2 separate regions of the Homo sapiens genome follow, and region 1 is linked to region 2. Evidence: read pairs that join two places in POLR2A ChIA-PET (ENCODE). Cell type or tissue: PC-3. All regions are shown on one strand. Each heading gives the region's core, and the rest is flanking DNA. Links, peaks and the distances in the headings are about the cores only. Region 1 holds the start of SUZ12 (SUZ12 polycomb repressive complex 2 subunit). Region 2 has its middle 13 kb from the start of MIR365B.

Region 1 (8,000 bases), core at 1-8,000, 350 kb before region 2:
AATATAATCTTGCACCTAGGACAAAAAACTTGCATTGATAATTATGTATGGTTAAGTACTAAATGTTACACAGCAAAAATAAGCTGTCTTCCACCTCCAGACCCCACTTTAAAATCTAATGATTTAAGACTTCATTGTTTTTAAAAAACCTTCATCCTATTGATTTCAAAAGTGTTTCCCCTTCAATAAGACCACCACCAAGGCCGGGCGCTGTGGCTCAGGTCTGTAATCCCAGCACTTCAGGAGGCCACGGTGAGTGGATCACCTGAGGTCAGGAGTTCAAGACCAGCCAGGCCAAAATGGTAAAACCCCAACTTCATGAAAAATACAAAAAATTAGCCAGGCGTGGTGGTGGGCACCTGTAATCTCAGCTACCTGGGAAGCTGAGACAGGATAATCCCTTGAACCCGCGAGGTGGAGGTTGCAGTGAGCCAAGATTGCGCCATTGCACTCCAGCCTGGGCAACAAGAGTGAAACTCTGTCTCAAAAAAAAATAAAAACAAAACAAAAAAAAAACCAAAGATATAAAATGAGACTTTCTGAACCCACCATTACAGGACCTAATTCAAATTACACATAATAATCAAAAATTAACTTAAATTTTACGTAACAAATATAGTTACCCTGAGCCCTTTAGTAAATATTTAAATCCTCAACTTCTATCAAACTTGAAAATAACCAGCGGAGGCCGGGCGCAGTGGCTCACGCCTGTCATCTCAGCACTTTGGGAGGCCAAGGCGGGAAGATCTTGAAGTCAGGAGTTTGAGACCAGCTTGGCCAACATAGTGAAACCCCATCTCTACTAAAAATACAAAAAATCAGCTGGGTGTGGTGGCGGGAGCCTGTAATTCCAGCTACTCGGGAGGCTGAGGCAGGAGAATTGCCTGAACCCGGGAAGCGGAGGTTGCAGTGAGCCGATATCGCACCACTGCACTCCAGCCTGGGAGACAAGAGCGAAACTCCATCTCAAAAAAAGAAAAAGAAGGTCAGGCTGGGCATGGTGGCTCACTCCTGTAATGCCAGCACTTTGGGAGGCCGAGGCAGGCGGATCCTGACGTCAGGAGATCGAGACCATCCTGGCTAACACAGAGAAACCCCATCTCTACCAAAAATACAAAAAATTAGCCGAGCATGGTGGCACGCGCCTATAGTCCAAGCTACTAAGGAGGCTGAAGGAGGAGAATCTCTTGAATCTGGGAGGCAGAGGTTGCAGTGAGCCGAGGTTGCGCCACTGCACTCCAGCCTGGGAGACAGAGCGAGACTCCGTTTCAAAAAAAAAAAGGCCAGGCACGGTGGCTCATGCCTGTAATCCTAGCACTTTAGGAGGCCGAGGCGGGTGGATCACCTGAGGTCAGGAGTTCGAGACCAGCCTGGCCAACATGGGGAAACCTTGTCTCTACTAAAAATACAAAACTTAGCCAGCTGTGGTGGCAGGCGCCTGTAACCCCAGCTACTTGGGAAGCTGAGGCAGGAGAATCGTTTAAACCCAGGAGGCAGAGATCGCAGTGAGCCGAGATTGCACCATTACACTCCAGCGTGGGGGACAAGAGTGAGACTTCTCTCAAAAAAAACACCAAAAACAAAACAACAACAACAATAAAAAAAAAAATAAGGAGGCTGAGGCAGGAGAATGGCATGAACCCAGGAGGCGGAGCTTGCAGTGAGCTGAGATCACGCCACTGCACTCCAACCTGGACAGACACTCTGTCTCAAAAAAAAACAAACAAACAAAAAAAGAGAAATAACCCATGGCACAGAGTAAAAATATAATCAGTAAAATCACTTTATTCACTTCACTACTAAAATCAGTTTTGTTTTTTTTTTCTTTGAGGTAGAGTCTCGCTCTGTTGCCCAGGCTGGAGTGCAACGGCGCAATCTCGGCTCACTGCAACCTCCACCTCCCGGGCTCAAGCAATTCTCCTGCCTCAGCCTCGCAAGTAACTGGGATTACAGGCACACACCACCACGCCCAGCTAATTTTTGTTTTAGTAGATACAGGGTTTTCCCATGTTGGCCAAACTGGTCTCGAACTCCTGACCTCAAGTGATCCGCCCAACTTGGCCTCCCAAAGTGCTGGGATTATAGGTATGAGCCACCACACCCAGCCTCATTTCTATTAGAGGATAAAAAAAAAAAGCTAATAACAACCTGAGACTTACAAAGATTATACTATAGAAAACCACTGTGCAACCAATTCAACCAGTCACTCTCTCACTTCAGTTTTCATCTTAAATCTTTAGTTAGAAATAGTACTTATTTTTGTTCGTTTTTTTTTTTAATTTTGAGAAATAGTACTTTAAAATAAAACTAACATGGTTTGATCAGCTTGAAATAAGATTCATAAAATGTACCTTTTGATGTTTGTTCTGGAGTTTCGATGAGACATGTAAGTAAGAGTTCTGTGCAAAAATATTGGCTACAAAAAGAGTTTTAAAAATGTTAAAATTGAATACAGATGCAGTTATAAGAGAGAAATAATATTGATGAATTTTGTTGACTACTTACTGCTATGAGATTCCGAGTTCGAAGAAATCTATAGATCTGTGTTGGCTCTAGGTAATAGGAAACAAAATCCAAACATGATCTAAACTTACTTGTCAGAAAAATATCAACCGAGACCATGTTATAATCAATATAAACTTATCATCTGCTATGGAAATCACGCACTATTTATATCGCACTAAATATTTACATCAAGAAAGTATGCACAGTAAGATCAAAAGGTATTCAATCAATGGCATACATTCACAAAGTTCATCTATGCTTTTTATACTGAAGGTTCTCTACAATATTTTTCTTAAGCCTTTCTAAGATAGTTATTGTTACCGAGCAGAACTCAAGAGAAGTAGTTGTACTCATTTAACTTAGCTAATTTAAACTATTTATTACCGATTTTCTTCCAAAAAGCAGCTGTAATAGGCAGCTGGAGTCAACAAAAGAACTATTGATTGATGCCAAACAAGATGAAAATTTCACTTTTTAAATGGTCACTTAAAAAATCTGTAGTCAGCCGGCCAGGCGCAGTGGCTCATGCCTGTATTCCCAGCACTTTGGGAGGCCAAGGTGGGCAGATCACCTAAGGTCGGGAGTTCGAGACCAGCCTGACCAACATGGAGAAACCCTGTCTCCACCAAATATACAAAAACAGCCAGGCATAGGGGCGGCGCATGCCTGTAATCCCAGCTACTTGGGAGGCTGAGGCAGGAGAATCACTTGAACCTGGGAGGCGGAGGCTGCCGTGAGCCGAGATCGCGTCATTGTACTCCAGCCTGGGCAATAAAGAGCGAAACTTCGTCTCAAAAAAAAAAAAAAAATTGTAGTCAGCCAAAACAGAATCCTAATACATCCTAATACAGATATGATGACATCCTAATACAGATCCAGACATTCCTAATACAGGTATGATGAAAGTCAGTCAAGATTTTTTTTTTCTTTTTTTGAAAAGGGGTCTTGATATGTTGCCCAGGCTGGTCTCAAACTCGTGGGCTCAACAGATCCTCCTGCCTCAGCCTCCAGAGTAGCTAGGATTACAGGTGGGATCCACTGCACTCAAAAGTCAGTCAATATTGAAATGAATCTCGGACACAAACTGCAGCAAAAATTCTCAATAAATATTCCTAATTATAATTTAAAGTTGTATCTATTTTGTTCAATATAAATATTACCTCAATACATTTTTTACACAATTGACAGGTTCACAAAACAGTCTTTCTAACGCTTAAAATGAGTTGAATTAAATTTCAAATTAGTTAAAATGTAATTTGTTATACAGGACTTAAGTCGATGAAAAATACATATACTATTATATCAGTTACATTAATGACCTATTAGTGTCACGTTAGGTCATTATACAGCAGTATCAGAATAAACCAAATAGAAATAACTATGTGAATAATTACATTCAAGTATTTAAACTTTCCAGTAAACAACTTCGAGTTGTTTTATGACCAGATCTAGCTCTTAATGACACTTGACTTCCCTGAGGTCGACTCATCAGAACGCAAATAGTTAAAACTTTCTTGGAGGATGTGTCTTAACATTCAGAAAGAACTTTTAAAATTTCCACCTAAATCTTCAATTGGTTTTATTTTAAATTAACTAAAGGGAGATGAGATACTTTAGAAGGGGTACAAACAAGTATCATTATTGTCACCACTGCCCTTCAGTTCTACATCCTATTTCCAATTAAAGCCTCTCTAGATATTTCAAAGTATACTAAGAAATACGTGAATAATGTGAATCTCTCTGAAGCAGGTTCAATATTCGTTTCCATAAAAACTGAAATTCCTTCTATTAAGTTCCAATTAGAATTTCATGAAGCACTAATGAGAGAGAATGAAGGAAGGGTATTAAACAACGTAATACGTCTTTCTAAGCACAGCTGATACCATGCCCTTAACATATGCCACAGTGAAACTGTAAATAAGGACACTGGGCGGTAGAGCCAAGTTTATTCAAGTTTCTGTAAGATTATTTAGCTATTAAAGATCACCCAAATTATAACACACAAAAGCAAAAAAGGGAACCAATCAGGATATAACATTCCTTAAAGAACAATCAGGATTATTCATAGTCACGATGTTTTTAATAAATTCTATTGTTTGTTTCCAGACACCTTGCTCTCCTTTCCAAATAAGTCAGTTTCACCTTCCAGACAGAACTTAGAAACAGAAATTGACGCAAGAAAATGTTCTGTAAGCCAGGTAGAAAAAGCAGAATTCCGGGGTCGTCTCCAGAGAAGATGCTTGACCACTCTCTGGCTCAGTTTACATATCCACAAAATGGGTGGATAGATTTGAAGGGTTTTAAGCATCCAAAGGTGCCATAGGAACCTGCAGCACCAAGTTAGCGCGAAGGCATTTCAGACTAAGGACACTTTCTTCGGTTCCACTGCACTCATCCCTTCACAGGCTTCATTTTGCCCCTCAAAAGCTACAACCGAAACCCCTGTATTTCTAGAGTCCGAAAGGCATGAAAGAAAACAAGAACCAGTCTCGGGATGTGACTGCGGCTCAGTTCAACTGCTACCTCCTCATCTAAAAGCCGCCTGCTCTGAACGTGGGGCCCCAGTCCCGAGCCTCTTGCGTCAATCTTGGGGGAGTCAAGAACCCGCCCGGACCCTCTTTTCCAGCTCTCCCAAGGCCCTGGACTCCGGATCCCCTGGAGACGTAATCTCCGAAAGGGGGACATCCCCTCAATTCCTCCCTCCACTACCACACAAGTGGACTCCCGAGGAGGAAGGGGGCCCAGCAGAGTGTCCCATCCCCGGTGTTGGCAGAGTGGGTCTTCCTGCCCTCAAAGCCTCGCACACACTCACTCTCAAAGGCCTGGAGGAAAAGCTCGTGGTCAGCCTGGACGTGCTCCATTTTCGGCTTCTTCACCGGTAACACCGCAGCCCCCGCCGCTGCCGCCGCGGAGGAGGAGGAGGAGGCCGAGTAACTGCCACCCCCTCCACAGCTCCCGCCGCCGGATTTGCCGCCCGAAGCCGTCGCCGCCGCCACCGCCGCCGAACCCCCGAAGCCGCCTCCCCCGGACCCCGCGCTGGGCCCCGAGCCGCCCCCTCCCCCACCGCCGTGCTTCTGAGGCGCCATCGCGGTTCCTGCCTCCTCCCCCCGCCAGCTACCCGCCGGGCGGCCCCGGAGAGCAAGCGCCTGCAATACCAACCGCTCGCCCCAGCAGGCTCCGGCGGACCGAGGGGGGAAGGAGGAGAGAGGGGAGGAGAGGGGAAGGGAAGGGAGGAGGAGAGGAGGGAAGGAGGGAGGAAAAAAAAAGTGTCTCCTCAGAGCCCCGCTCCGCTTCGGAGGCCGCTCACCCTACCCTGGCCTCGCTCCGCCCACTTCCCCCGCCCGGCGCTCTGATTGGCCGGCGGGAGCGCGCACCGCCGGGCCGCCCAGCCCGTTGGCCCGCGGATTCCCCCGTCAGTCACGCGGAGGCGCTTCTCGCGGAGGCGCGGCTTGGTTGGCCCGTGCGCGCTGCCGATCGCGGGCCCGGCCGCCTCTTTGAACTGAATTCGCGGGAAAATTAGGGGTCGGAGCGGCCTTCCTGCTGGCCCCGGTGCATTGTGGGGAGAGAAGGACCCAGCGAGCGGTTTAGCGAGTCTAGATCCTTAGTTTGTTGCCCCCAAACACCGTAAGAGTGGTCAGAGAGGTAAACTGGTTGAGAAGTACTTACATACACTCTTCTCTTCTTTAGGATCTATACCTTTTCAGCTCAGAAAGCTGAGAAGGAATCCGGTGTTTTGCGAGTCTTGCTTTTTTTTTTTTTTGAGACGGAGCCTCCCTCTGTCGCCCAGGCTGGAGTGCCAGTGGCGCGACTTCGTCTCCCTACAACCTGCGCCTCCCGGGTTGAAGCGATTCTCCTGCCTCAGCCTCCAGAGTAGCTGGGATTACAGGCGCTCGCCACCACGCCTGGCTAATTTTTTGTGTTTTTAGTAGAGACAGGGTTTCACCATTTTGGCCAGGCTGGTCTCGATCTCCTGACCTCGTGATCCACCTGCCTCGGCTTCCCAAAGTGCTGGGATTACAGGCGTGAGCCACCGCGCCTGGCCAGGTCTTGCTTTGAACGATAGACACATAGGCCCATTTCAGTCTTCTGGCACAGATTGGTTTGGAGTTGAGCTAATGATTTGAATTTCAGGTTGGACAAGATGATCTCTAAGGATGTTCTTCCAATTTTTATATTACGTTAAAATTTCAAAAATCCCAACCTATAAACATAGAACCATTTCATACTCTAAACAGCATTTTTTAAATGTCTACTTGGGTTCTCTATAGTTAACTGCAAAACACTGTTTACAAAACAAGTGTCTCTGGAATGGTTATTCAAGTTGTTTACAAAACTAGTTATCTTTGTAATGATTAAATACCTAAAGTACAGGTTTTATCAAAGCCTTTGCTACTTAAGAAAGTGATCTCTGCAAATGACGTATATAGTATTTGGCATTTCAGGAACACATCTGAAATTAGGTATACCTTCTTACCTGAAATAAGGAATGCCTGTTGTTAAGGACAAGCTATATTTTATATTCAGACAAAAAGTTCAGAATCCCCTCTTGTTTGTTACACTATCCTCTGTAGTCTTTTTTTTTTTTGAGACGGATTCTCGCTCTGTCACCCAGGCTGGAGTGCAAGGGCGCGATCTTGGCTCACTGCAACCTTGGCCTCCCGAGAGAAATACCAGTAAGTTCTCTTGGTAACAAAGCCACAGGCACTGCTAACACTACTATGATTTGTCACCTATTAGTAGTTGAAGGAGATGCTAAATTCTAGCTAGAGGTTAGTGTAAATAAATATATATATTTTTTGTCATTCAAGTTCTCAGACTTCCTGAAGCCTGTTCAAGTTAAGAACCTTTGTGTTATAGCAGCAAGTCTTTTTCTTTCTACTTTACTGTTAAGCTCTTGGGGCACGGATGATGGATGCTTTGGTAGCTGAGGTGTCTATCACTGTGCCTGGCATAGAATCAGGATTCATCCAATGAGTCTTGATGAATAAAGTTGGACACCAGCGCACAAATATAAATTAGGATAATAATGACTGAGTGCTTACTATGTGCCAGGCAATACTTTAAGTTTTTACAAGCTTAACATTCAATTCTCACACCAATCCTCTGAGGTAGACATTTATTAATATCTCCATTTCATAGATGAGGAAATAACAGCAAGACTTGTTAAGAAGCTTGCACAAACCGGGATTTTTAACCCAGGCAGTGTCTCTGGAGCCCTCATGCTTCACTATCATGCCAGAAAAATAAAGAGTTTTGTTTGTTGTTATTGTTGTTGTTGTTGTTTTGAGATGGAGCCTCACTCTGTGGCTCAGGCTAGAGTGCAGTGGCACAATCTCGGCTCACCGCAACCTCAGCCTCCCGGGTTCAAGTGATTCTCCTGCCTTAGCCTCCCAAGTAGCTGGGATTACAGGTGCATGCCACTATGCCTGGCTAATTTTTTGTATTTTTAGTAGAGATGGGGTTTCACCTTGTTAGCCTGGATGGTCAGGATCTCC
Region 2 (11,392 bases), core at 1,932-9,931:
GGCCTGGTGTGAGAGGCGAGGCCTGGTGTGCCCAAAGTCATGCCCTCACCCCTGCTCCGAGATGGCATGGCTAGCCATCCGCAGAACTCCCACCCTCAGGCCCTTACGATGGGCTAGAAACTGAAAATTATACACACACACAAAGAGACAATGGTATAACAAACCCTGATATACCCACCACTCAGCTGTGACAATCATCGACCTATGACCCATCCTGCCTCATCCAGACCCACCCACCTTCCCATTCACATCCCTCCTCGCTGTGTGTGTGTGTGTGTATGTGTGTGTTTTGAGATGAAGTCTCACTCTGTCGCCCAGGCTGGAGTGCAGTGGTGTAATCTCAGCTCACTGCAACCTCTGCCTCCTGGGTTCAAGCGATTCTCCTGACTCAGCCTCCTGAGTAGCTGGGACTACAGGTGCACACCACTGCACATCCTGCTAATTTTTGTATGTTTAGTAGAGACGGGGTTTTCCCATGTTGGCCAGGCTGGTCTCAAACTCCTGACCTCAAGTGATCCACCCACCTCCGCCTCCCAAAGTGCTCGATTCCAGGTGTGAGCCACTGCACTCGGCCAGTTTTGAAGCAAATCTCAGGCATGACATCATTTCATCCATAAATATTTCAGGGTATATCTTCAAAAGAACTCTTCCTTCCAAAAAACAAAGCGCCATAATCACAACAAACAAATTAACAATAGTTGCTATTATTATCAAAGAGCAGGTCAATGTTCCAATTTGTAATTGTCACACAGTTGCTTTTTGACAGTTTGTTTAGATTTTGATCCAAATGAGGTCTACACATTACAGTCGTCAGTATATTCTCTGAGTGTTTTTGGGTCTAGAGGTTTTGCTTTGTTTTGTTTTTGAGACAGAGTTTTGCTCTTGTTGCCCAGGCTGGAGTGCATTGGTGCGATCTCGGCTCACTGCAACCTCTGCCTTCCAGGTTCAAGCGATTCTCCTGCCTCAGTCTCCTGAGTAGCTGGGATTACAGGCACCCACCACCACGCCTGGCTAATTTTTGTATTTTTAGTAGAGACGGGGTTTCACCATGTTGGCCAGGCTGGTCTCGAGCTCCTGACCTCAGGTGATCCACCCACCTTGGCCTCCCAAAGTGCTGGGATTACAGGTGTGAGCTGCCACACCCAGCAAGGTTTTTGTTTTGTTTTTGCTTGCAATTTATTTACTGGAGGAAACGAGTTGTTTGTCTTGTGGTATTTTCCTCCATCTGGGTTTTGTGGATTGCTCCCCTGTGGTGTAGTTCAACATGTTCCTCTATCCTCTGTTTTTCCTAAAAGTTGGCAGTTGGAAGTAGAGGCTTGATCAGATTCAAGTTATAGATAGATAGATAGATAGATAGATAGATAGATAGATAGATAGATACACACACACACACACACACATAAGACCATGTCCTTAGCTGGCATCAAATTCTTCTATTAGGAGGCACATAATGTCCAATTATTTGTTCCTGATGTTAGCAGCCATGGAAGCTTCAAGCAATTAATTCATTAAGGACTTCAGAATGACATTATATTTCAATCATTCAGCATTTATTAGCTGGAATCCATCTATAAAAGAGACTTCCTCTCCTCTATGATTTGGTTACATAGTGATTCTGTTTGAAAGGGACTTTTGTAGTTGATCAGCTCTCTCAAAGGACTGCTAGGGTAAGTGGGCCAGAGAGGGCAAGTCCCTCACTAAAGGACACACAGCAAATTGGGAGCAGGGCAAGAACTCAAACCCAGGTCTGCTGCTTCATGCGCAGCACTGATCTGGAGGCTGCACGGTGGAGCAGGAATCAGGCCTGGACTTGAATCTAGGACCTGCCATTTATAACCAGTGGCCTTTGGGCAAATCTTTCAGCCCTGATGCTTCTCTGTAAATGTAGGGATAATCCCATCTCCTTGACACAGCCCCAGGTTCACCAAGGTTAGTTTCCTCTTTGTAAGAGGGACTTGGAGAAGCCCAGTCTGACCTCCCAATGTGAGGTCCATTCACCAAGTCAACCCTCAGGTTCACAGCCTTTCCCTCTTACTTTCTATGGCTGCTTCCGGACCTGCCTAAGGGCCCTCCCAGGAGCATAGCCCTGGCCAAGGAGAGAGACTATTTCTCAGAAAGCACAGGCCTCTCCCAGCAAATGGTGAGCTCAGAACCAGCTACATATTTTATGGGGCCTTTTGTTCAAAATTATTAAGAATTTCAACATGGTGAAAGCATAAACAAAGCACAGAACCCTTTTAGTGGTGGGCTCTGTTGTGACTGCGTGAGTGGCAGGCCCACAGAGGTGGCCTGGGGTGAGCTCTGTCCCCGCTTGTGTTTGAAGGCATGTGGACACACCTCATTCGACTCAACAAAACTTGAGTGTATAAGTCAGGACACATTGGCCATAACCAACACAAACCCAAATCAAACTAGCTTTGGCTAAAAGAGTTTACAGTAAACAGCGTTTCATAATCATAGTCCTGTAAATGTTGTTTCTTGGGAATCTTTTGAGTCGACCTGTTGACAAAGCTATAAACATTTATTGTGGAAGGCTGGGCGTGGTGGCTCATCCCTGTAATCCCAGTGCTTTGGAAGGCTGAGGCAAGAGGATAGCTTGCATAGTAAAACCCCAGTCTCTACAGAAAATTAAAAAACTAGCAGGCGTGGTGGTGAACACCTGTAGTCTCAGTTACTAGGGGAGCTAAGGTGGGAGGATTGCTTGAGCCTGGGAGGTCAAGGCTGCAGTGAGCTATGACTGCACCACTGCACTCCAGCCTGGGAGACAGAGCAAGACCCTGTCTCAAAAAAATAAATAAATAAAATAATAATAAATAAAATAACCAGTCCGGGTGCAGTGGCTCACACCTGTAATCCTAGCACTTTGGGAGGACGATGTGGGTGGATCACTTGAGCCCAGGAGTTCAAGACTAGCCTGGGCAACATAGGGAGACCCAATCTCTACAAAAAATACAAAAATCAGCCACACATGGTGGTGCATGACTGTCATCTCAGCTACTCAGGAGGCTGAGATGAGAGGATCGCTTGAGCCCAGGCTTGCAGTGAGCCAAGATCATACCACTGCACTCAAGCCTGGGTGACAGAACAAGACCCTGTATCAATCAATCAATCAATCAAACATTGTGGAGAAGAGAATGTGAATGTCAATAACACAGACAATACAAAAATTATACCTGACAGCCGGGCGCCGTGGCTCACGCCTGTAATCCCAGCACTTTGGGAGGCCGAAGCAGGGGCAGATCATGAGGTCAGGAGATCGAGACCATCCTGGCTAACAGTGAAACCCCGTCTCTACTAAAAATAGAAAAACAAAATTAACCACGCATCCCAACTCCCTATAAGAGCTCCCGGTTGCAGTCATCTCCACAGCTGTCATACTTGTACCTTGGTGGTACAAGGTACAAGTGGTGTACAGTGTACAGTGGTGGGCACCTGTAGTCCCAGCTACTTGGGAGACTAAGGCGGGAGAATGGTGTGAACCTGGGAGGTGAAAGTTGCAGTAAGCCGAGATCACACCACTGCACTCCAAGCCTGGGCGACAGAGTGAGACTCCATCTCAAAAAAAAAAAAAAAAAAAATTATAGCTGGCAGAGATAGGGTGTGAACAAGCAGATAAAATGGTAAGGGCATCCATATTTATTCTTATTCTAAAAAGGGTGGGAAGACAAAAAACACTGTCTAAAGTTGAACAAAAGAAATAGACTTTTTTTTTTTTAAGACAGAGTCTCACTCTGCCACCCAGGCTGGAGTGAAGTGGCGCCATCTTGGCTCACTGAAAGCTCTGCCTCCCAGGTTCAAGCGATTCTCCTGCCTCAGCCTCCTGAGTAGCTGGGACTACAGGTGCGTGCCACCACACCCAGCTAATGTTTGTATTTTTTAGTAGAGACAGGACTTCGCCATGTTGGCCAGGCTGGTCTTGAACTCCTGACCTCAAGTGATCCGCCCGCCTCGGCCTCCCAAAGTGCTGGGATTTACAGGTGTGAGCCACTGTGCCCGGCCAGAAATAAACTATTAGATATAGGTCATCAGTAGATGACCTACATGTACTATACATTTCAAAGTTGAGGGGGTTAGGAGGGTAAATAAGCTAAATCCTCATGTACCTTACAGAAAAGTTGATGGCTATTGGTCTAAAGTTATAAATCAAGAAATAGGTGTGTAAGCATATGATCTAGTAACTGGGGTAACTACAGAAAAAAATACAAAAGGAAATGTGTGAAACAGCTTGTGTCTGGAGTACAGCTGGGGTAAAGCGGGGAGAATAGGGCAGAAGGCTGGGGATTTTCTTTATAAGCTCTTTTGTGCTATAGGGGCAGCATTCCAAATCCACAAATCCGAAATCCAAAAGGCTCCAAAACCTGAAACATCTTGAGTGCCAACATGATGCGCAAAGGAAATACTCATTGGAGCATTTTAAATTTTTGGATTCCGGGTTTGTGATGTTCAGTCCGTAAGTATAATACAAATATTCCAAAATTTAAAAAAAATCCAGTATCTGAAACACTTCTACTCCCACACCTTTTGGGTAAGAGATATTCAACGTGTATTTGATTTGTTACTATGCTCTTGTATATTTTGATAATAATAAGGTAAAAAAGGGATGGAGTTTATTGCCTCATATAAGCCAGACACAGAAAGGCAGAGGGGCTAATAATCTCAGCTGACTGCTTCAGGGCCTCATTCTCTCAGGCTCCACCATACAGCCACTGGTAGCTCTAGAATCAGATTTTTCAATTTTTTTTTTTTGAGATGGAGTTTTGCTCTCGTCACCCAGGCTGGAGTGCAACGGCGCAATCTCAGCTCACTGCAACCTCCGCCTCCTGGGTTCAAGCAATTCTCTTGCCTCAGCCTCCTGAGTAGCTGGAATTAGAGGGCCCGCCACCACACCTGGCTAATTTTTGTATTTTTAGTGGTGACAGGGTTTCACCATGTTGGCCAGGCTGGTCTCAAACTCTTGACCTCGGGTGATCTGCCTTGGCCTCCCAAAGTACTGGGATTGCAGGCGTGAGTAACCGTGCCTGGCTGGAGTCAGATTCTTAACAGCTCATGATCCAAGGGGAAAATTCCAAATATTCCAGAAAAGGACTCTGATTGGATCTCATGTCCAGCCCCTGAACCAAACCTGGGCATGATTGGGTCACCAAGATCATGTGACCACTGGGTTACCAGGACGGCTAAAATGCTCCAGGACCAGATAGAGTGATAGGGAAGCAGTTCTCTGAGCAAAGAGAGTGCTACTATTAGAAGAAAGAGAGAACAGATGCTGGGGACAAAAATCAACAGAAGCTCATGACACTGGGACTCTACCATGGGCCTGTCCCTGGTACAAGGTACAAGTATGACAGCTGTGGAGATGACTGCAACCGGGAGCTCTTCTAGGGAGTTGGGATGGGAGATGTAGACAAGGAAACAAATCACTGTTATCCAAGGGTGAATGTGGAAAGAGCCACAACATCCACAGGAGGTTCTATGAGAGCTAATGGACAATCAGCCACTGCCCACTGAGACGTCTTATGAATTCCAAGGACCAGACGGTCCCTGCTACAGCACAATTATGGGTTCGGATTCCATTTCTGCTCAGGGAAATTACTTCACTTCTCTGAGCCTACTTCTCCATCAGTATGATGCAACAGTGATTCCAAGTCGGCAGTTGTTATAGATTGGCTTGGGAAGCTGAGAGCTTGGCACGAGGTAGACATCTACCTCCCAGGGTCCCAGGGCCACCCATCCACATTGCCAGCTTTTTCTTCAACACTAGCTAAGGTGCATTAATTTCAATTTAGCTTATAGCCAAAATGTCCTTCTTAGAGTTGTTTCATTATCTGGTCTGTAGGATACTAGAAAATTATCCAAATGCCTAAGATAACCTGACTACACCAAAATTGTCAGTGTAATCCCCATTAGAACAGGTGCTCCCTGAAGGCAGGCAAAATAGTATTCACGTTTGCATCTTTCTCTAGTACTTAACAAAATGGACACTCATTCATAAAGATTTTTTTAAATCAAATATATGAATAAAGGGATGAATGAGGCCCTAGAAAGGATACTTTCTAGGAAAATTGTGAAATTGTAAAAACAAGAGATCAGTTTGCCAAGATAGACTCCTGGCAGCCCCTCCTCCTAGCTTCGGAGGTCAGCTAAGGATAAGTGGAGAGCAAGTGTGTACCCTGGCATGGGGACTGGGAGGCAGGGCGCACTGGACCAGACAATGGACAATGGGCCCACTGCATTTGTTCATTCAACAGATGTTTACCAATCACCTGCCATCTGCCAGGCACCTGGGATACATCAGCAGCAAAGAGAAAAAAACTCACCCTCTGGGACCTGATATCCCGGGCATGATGTGTGAAGAGCTGCGGTGGCCCCTGAAGGAACCTGGCCTATGCATCCCCGTGGTTGCATCTTCCCATCGATGTGTTTCTAATATTAGTTGCAATAACCACAGCGATCATTCATAGGGAACCTACTGTATTAGTCAGGATCATTTCGGTTTTAAGTCACAGAAACAACTCAAACTGCCTTAAGCAAATAAAAAGGAAAATGTTGATGTCTTCATTCCTAAAATTACCAGAGATTAACTAGCTTCTGGCCTGGCTGGATCCAGGAGCTACAAAGACATCATCGGGACTCTGCGTCCTGTGCTGGCTCTTGCTCCACTTCCTTCTGACTTCATTCTACTGACTTCATTCTCAAACAGCCGAATAGTAAAAATGGCCTCTGGCAGCTGCAAGCCAATGATCTCAGCAAAGAGCAAGTACCTCTTTCCTGATCGTTCCAGCAAACCTTTGGGGCACTGTTACAGTGCCTGGCCAGACTTAAGTCCCATGCCCAGGCCTGAGCCAATTCTTGGAGTCAAAGCCTGGGATGTGGTGATTGAACTTGGATCTGGTGGCAGGCCTGGGAAGGGGGTGTAGAAGACAGCACCATTTACTCAGTAGGGACTGAGACTGGGCCCCAAAACTGGGACTTATTGGAAGACATGGTGAGGCACAGGCAGCCCCAACAATGCCCGCTACACTCATGCACCAGGCACAAACTAAGTTAAGCCCTGCAGAGGTCCTAGGCAGTGAGAACATTCTTAATCCTATTTTTCAGACTGGGAGACCCACTCAGGGAGGCAGACCCACTCAGGGAGGCAGAGTACCTTGCCAGCATCTCATACCTCAGTGGAGGATCAGGGAGTATGGATTCTTTTATACCAGGCAGAGAGGTTAGTGGGGAGGCCATAGCCTCTGAAATACAGCAGAAGATCAGAGAGTATTTGACTGATTAAATGTAGTGAATGGAGGGGAAGACAGCAAGGGGAATAATCTCTGATGAATTTGGCACCATCCTGGCCCCCTATCAACTCTCCCATCCCCATAGTAATGATACATAAATCACAGATAAAGCTGGTGCAGTGGCTCATGCCTATAATCCCAGCACTTTGGGAGGCCAAGGAAGGAGGTTCACTTGAGCCCAGGAGTTGTAGACCAGCCTGGGCAACACAGAGAGACTTCGCCTCTATTGTTATCTTTAAAAATAATAATAGACCAGCCTGGGCAACACAGAGAGACTTCGTCTCTATTGTTATTTTTAAAAATAATAATAAGGCTGGACGCGGTGGCTCATGCTTGTAATCCCAGCACTTTGGGAGGCTGAGGCAGGCAGTTCACTTGAGGTCAGGAGTTCGAGACCAGGCTGGCCAAAATGGGGAAATCCCGTCTCTACTAAAAATACCAAATTAGCTGGATGTGGTGGTGCATGCCTATAATCCCAGCTTCTTGGGAGACTGAGTCAGGAGAATTGCTTGAACTCGGGAGGCGGAGGTTGCAGTGAGCCAAGATGGCGCCACTGCACTCCAGCCTGGGCAACACAGCAAGACTCCATCTCAAAAAAAAGCAATAATAATAAAATAAAAATAAAAAATAAATATATCACAGATAGTTATTCATTTATTCACATTCCCACACATCTATCCTCTGGTTCAATGTTTGCTGAGTAGAGTAGGGCAGATCCTGGAGCCAGGCTGCCTGGGTTCACTAGGAAATATCCTTCGGCAAGGAATTAATTGCTGAAGCTTTAATTTGGAGGTTGAAGCTCCACAGGGCAGGAATGAGGGAACAGAGGAGTGAAGTACGAAATTGATAGGAAGCAGGGCAAGACGATGGATAACCACACGGCTGCCACTTCACAGCAAGCAAACCTTGGCTCCAGGAAGGGAGAGAGAAAGAAGGAATTTACCCTCCCATTTCCTATTGCTCAAAGGTCATCCCATAGAACTCTCTCGCCCCCACCCCACTTCTGGGTTGCATTCTCCAGCCCCTTTAGCAGCCATGTGGGAGCCAGGTCCCACGTCCTCCTGGGATGTGGTCTCAGAGAAGTCAGGCTGGAAAAGCAGCTGGTCGGCTTTAGCTGTGGAAACAACTGCGGGGACCCCATGGAGTCCTTCAGCCCTGGCTGTGGCCAAGGCCCAGCAAGCAGCCAATGGTCTGACGGGTGGGGGAGCTGCGAGGATCTGATGAGGCAAGCAAGATGCATGTGACACAGCCACATTCCAGCCAGGCCTTAACTTCTCCGAGCCTCAGTTTCCTTGGCTGAAGCATCTGTGAAATGGGCAGCTGGACTAAACTGAGATTGCCAACCTGACATCCTCCAGACCTCTGGGAGGAGTCCATAATTTGTTGGTGCCAAGCTCATCATCATCATCATCATCATCATCATCATCATCATCATCGTCCTCTTTGCCTACGGCTGGAATGATTTCAACTCCAGGTCCTTCCCTTGGCTTGTGTAGTGATGGAGCAGTCAGCTGAGACAGTGAGTTGTGCATATGCCTTGAAGAATACATTTGGGGAAGTGGATTCTGGCTTCCTGTATGGGGTTTAGTAGATATTATCTTTCAAGCCCTGGAATCCACAGGGGGAAAATAACATTGGTCTAGACAGGTGAAAGGTGAGAATTATGGCACATGATCATTGGCACATGGTAGGCACCTACCTCTCAGGGTCCCAGGGCCACCCACCCACATTTCCAGCTTTTTCTTTAACACTGGATAAGATGCATTAATTTCAACTTAGCTTAAGGCCAAAATATCCTCCTTAGAGTTTCGGGGAAAAATTCCAAATATTCCAGGGAAGGACTCTGATTGGATCTCATGTCCAGTCCCTGAACCAATCCAGGGTGTGATTGGCTCACCAAGGTCATGTGACCACTGGGTTACCAAGAAGGCTAAAATGCTCCAGGACCAGATAGAGCGATAGGGGAGCAGTTCTCCAAGGAAAGGGAGTGTTACTATTAGGAGAAAGGGAGAACAGACGCTGGGAGACATCTTGACAGTCCCTCCCAGCAATGATGTTCTTGGCTACCAGGATTCCATGAGCACCTTCCAAGCAGTCCCAAGCTCCATTTATGAAGGGACACCCAAATACCCAAAAGGAGAAAGGTGCCATTCCTCCAGCTACCTCACTGGTCCAGCTGTGTTCCCTGCACCAGCCCTAGGTTCATCAGCCATGTGACCTTGGACAGGTCATTCTACCTCTCTGACCCTGTTTCCTCAACAGTAAAATGAGGCTGATGTCTAGATATAAAAATTGAAACATACGCCCATACAACGAATGAAAGAAACATACGTGAATGTTCAAAACAGCCTTAGTCATAATAGGCAATATCTGGAAACAGCTCAAATATCTGTCACCTGATAAATGGCTAAACAAACCGTGGCACACCCATACAATAGAATAATAGAATGCCTTCCAGCAATAAAAAGGAACGAACTACTGAGATGCATGCAACATGTGGATGGGTCTCAAAAACATGCTGAGTAAAAGAAACCAGACACAAAAGAGTACATGCTATATGATGACCTTTACATGAAATTCTAGAGAAGGCAAAATGAATCTGCAAAACAAAGGCAGATCAAGGTTGTCTGAGTCAGAGGGATTGGTCATAAAGGGGATAAAGAAACTTTTAGGGGCAAATAAGAAATATTCCACATCATGATTGTGGCAATAGTTACAAGGGTGCACGCATTTGACAAAACTTATGAATTATACACTTACGGGTGGGTTTTGTTACATGTAAAGTATACCTCAATAAAGTTTATTTTAAAAAATACAAGACCAAAGAAAAACACTGCCTGTATTAAAACCCTTTCTGTGACAGAAACCCAACTCAGGCTGGTTTTAGGGAAAAAAGGACAGGCACACTGGCTCGCACCTATAATCCCAGTGCTTTGGGAGGCTGAGGTGGGAGGATCACTTGAAGCCAGGAGTTTGAGACCAGCCTGAGCAACACAGCAAGACCGCATCACTAGAAAAAAAAAAAATTAATTAGCCGGGTGTGGTGGCATGTGCCTGTGGTCCCAGCTACTCAGGAGGCTGAGACAGGAGGATTGCTTGAGCCCAGGAGTTTGAGGTTGCAGTGAGCTATGATTGCACCACTGCACTCCAGCCTGAATGACAGAGCAAGACCCTGTCTCTAAAAAAAGAAAAGAAAAAAGAAAAGGAAAAAGAAAAAGGAAAGGAAGGAAGGAAGAAAAGAAAAGAAAAAAGAAAAGAAATGTATTGGCTCACAAAATCAGGTTAGTCCAGGCTGCAGCTGGTTTCAGGCATGGCTGGATCCAGGGGCTCACTGATGTCTGGATCCATACTCTCCATCTCTTTGTTTTGTTTGTTTGTTTTGAGATGGAGTCTTGCTCTGTCGCCCAGGCTGGAGTGCAGTGGCATAATCTCAGCTCACTGCAAGCTCCGCCTCCTGGGTTCATGCCATTCTTCTGCCTCAGCCTCCCAAGTAGCTGGGATTACAGGCACCCGCCACCATGCCCAGCTAATTTTTTTGTATTTTTAGTAGAGATGGGGTTTCACTGAGTTAGCCAGGATGGTCTCGATCTCCTGACCTTGTGATCCGCCCACCTGGGCCTCCCAAAGTGCTGGGATTACAAGCCACGGTGCCTGGCCTCATCTCTTCATTTTCTTTCCTCTTTGTTGGCTTTGTCAAGTTGAGGACAGGATGGCCACCAGCAGTTCCCAGCCTACATCCTATCAATACAGCAACTCCCTCAGAAAAAGAATGCTTCTTTCCCCATAACTGCTGCAGATGTCCCATGGCAGAGTCTCAGGACTTGGCCTCCAGGCCTGGAACACATGCCAGTGTCTAAAGCCAGGGTTTGGGGTTGGCCACACCAGAACCCCAGAGATACAGGGTAGGGGAGAAGTGATCTCCTGAAGTTATTAACAGAAAAAAGAGGTATTAAAAGAGGTATTATCAGAAGGGGGCATGGAAAGCCAACAGATGGCCACCTCATACCCAGGGAGTAGTGTCAGCATACACCCCTACCTCCAGACAATTCCACATTGGCCAGACTATCAGGGACAGACCTCAAACCCACGCGGGCCCAAGGCTGCTTTTCCGT

What was found. ChIA-PET counts read pairs that join two places held together with the same protein. Peaks named below come from ENCODE experiments on the same cell type or tissue, not always from the same donor. Only the 100,000 strongest peaks of a DNase experiment are listed, where the experiment ranks them.
Region 1: POLR2A ChIA-PET joins it to region 2 with 14 read pairs; 2 of 35 experiments call an interaction of 5 or more read pairs at or near these places.

Annotation. Positions count from the first base shown.
Region 1 is chr17:31,934,838-31,942,837 of GRCh38, reverse strand. SUZ12 (SUZ12 polycomb repressive complex 2 subunit) reads right to left here and starts at 5,831. Exons shown (of 16, transcript NM_015355.4): 1 at 5,318-5,831; 2 at 2,506-2,552; 3 at 2,352-2,416. The coding sequence starts at 5,591. RefSeq lists an enhancer at 5,155-5,740 and a silencer at 5,481-5,940. In PC-3, for the core only: no CTCF peak of the experiment used is centred there; no DNase peak of the experiment used is centred there; H3K4me3 peaks cover 2,331 bases; H3K27ac peaks cover 470 bases.
Region 2 is chr17:31,582,434-31,593,825 of GRCh38, reverse strand. No RefSeq gene overlaps it. Among named protein-coding and RNA genes, the nearest start is that of MIR365B, 13 kb to the right of the region's middle. In PC-3, for the core only: no CTCF peak of the experiment used is centred there; no DNase peak of the experiment used is centred there.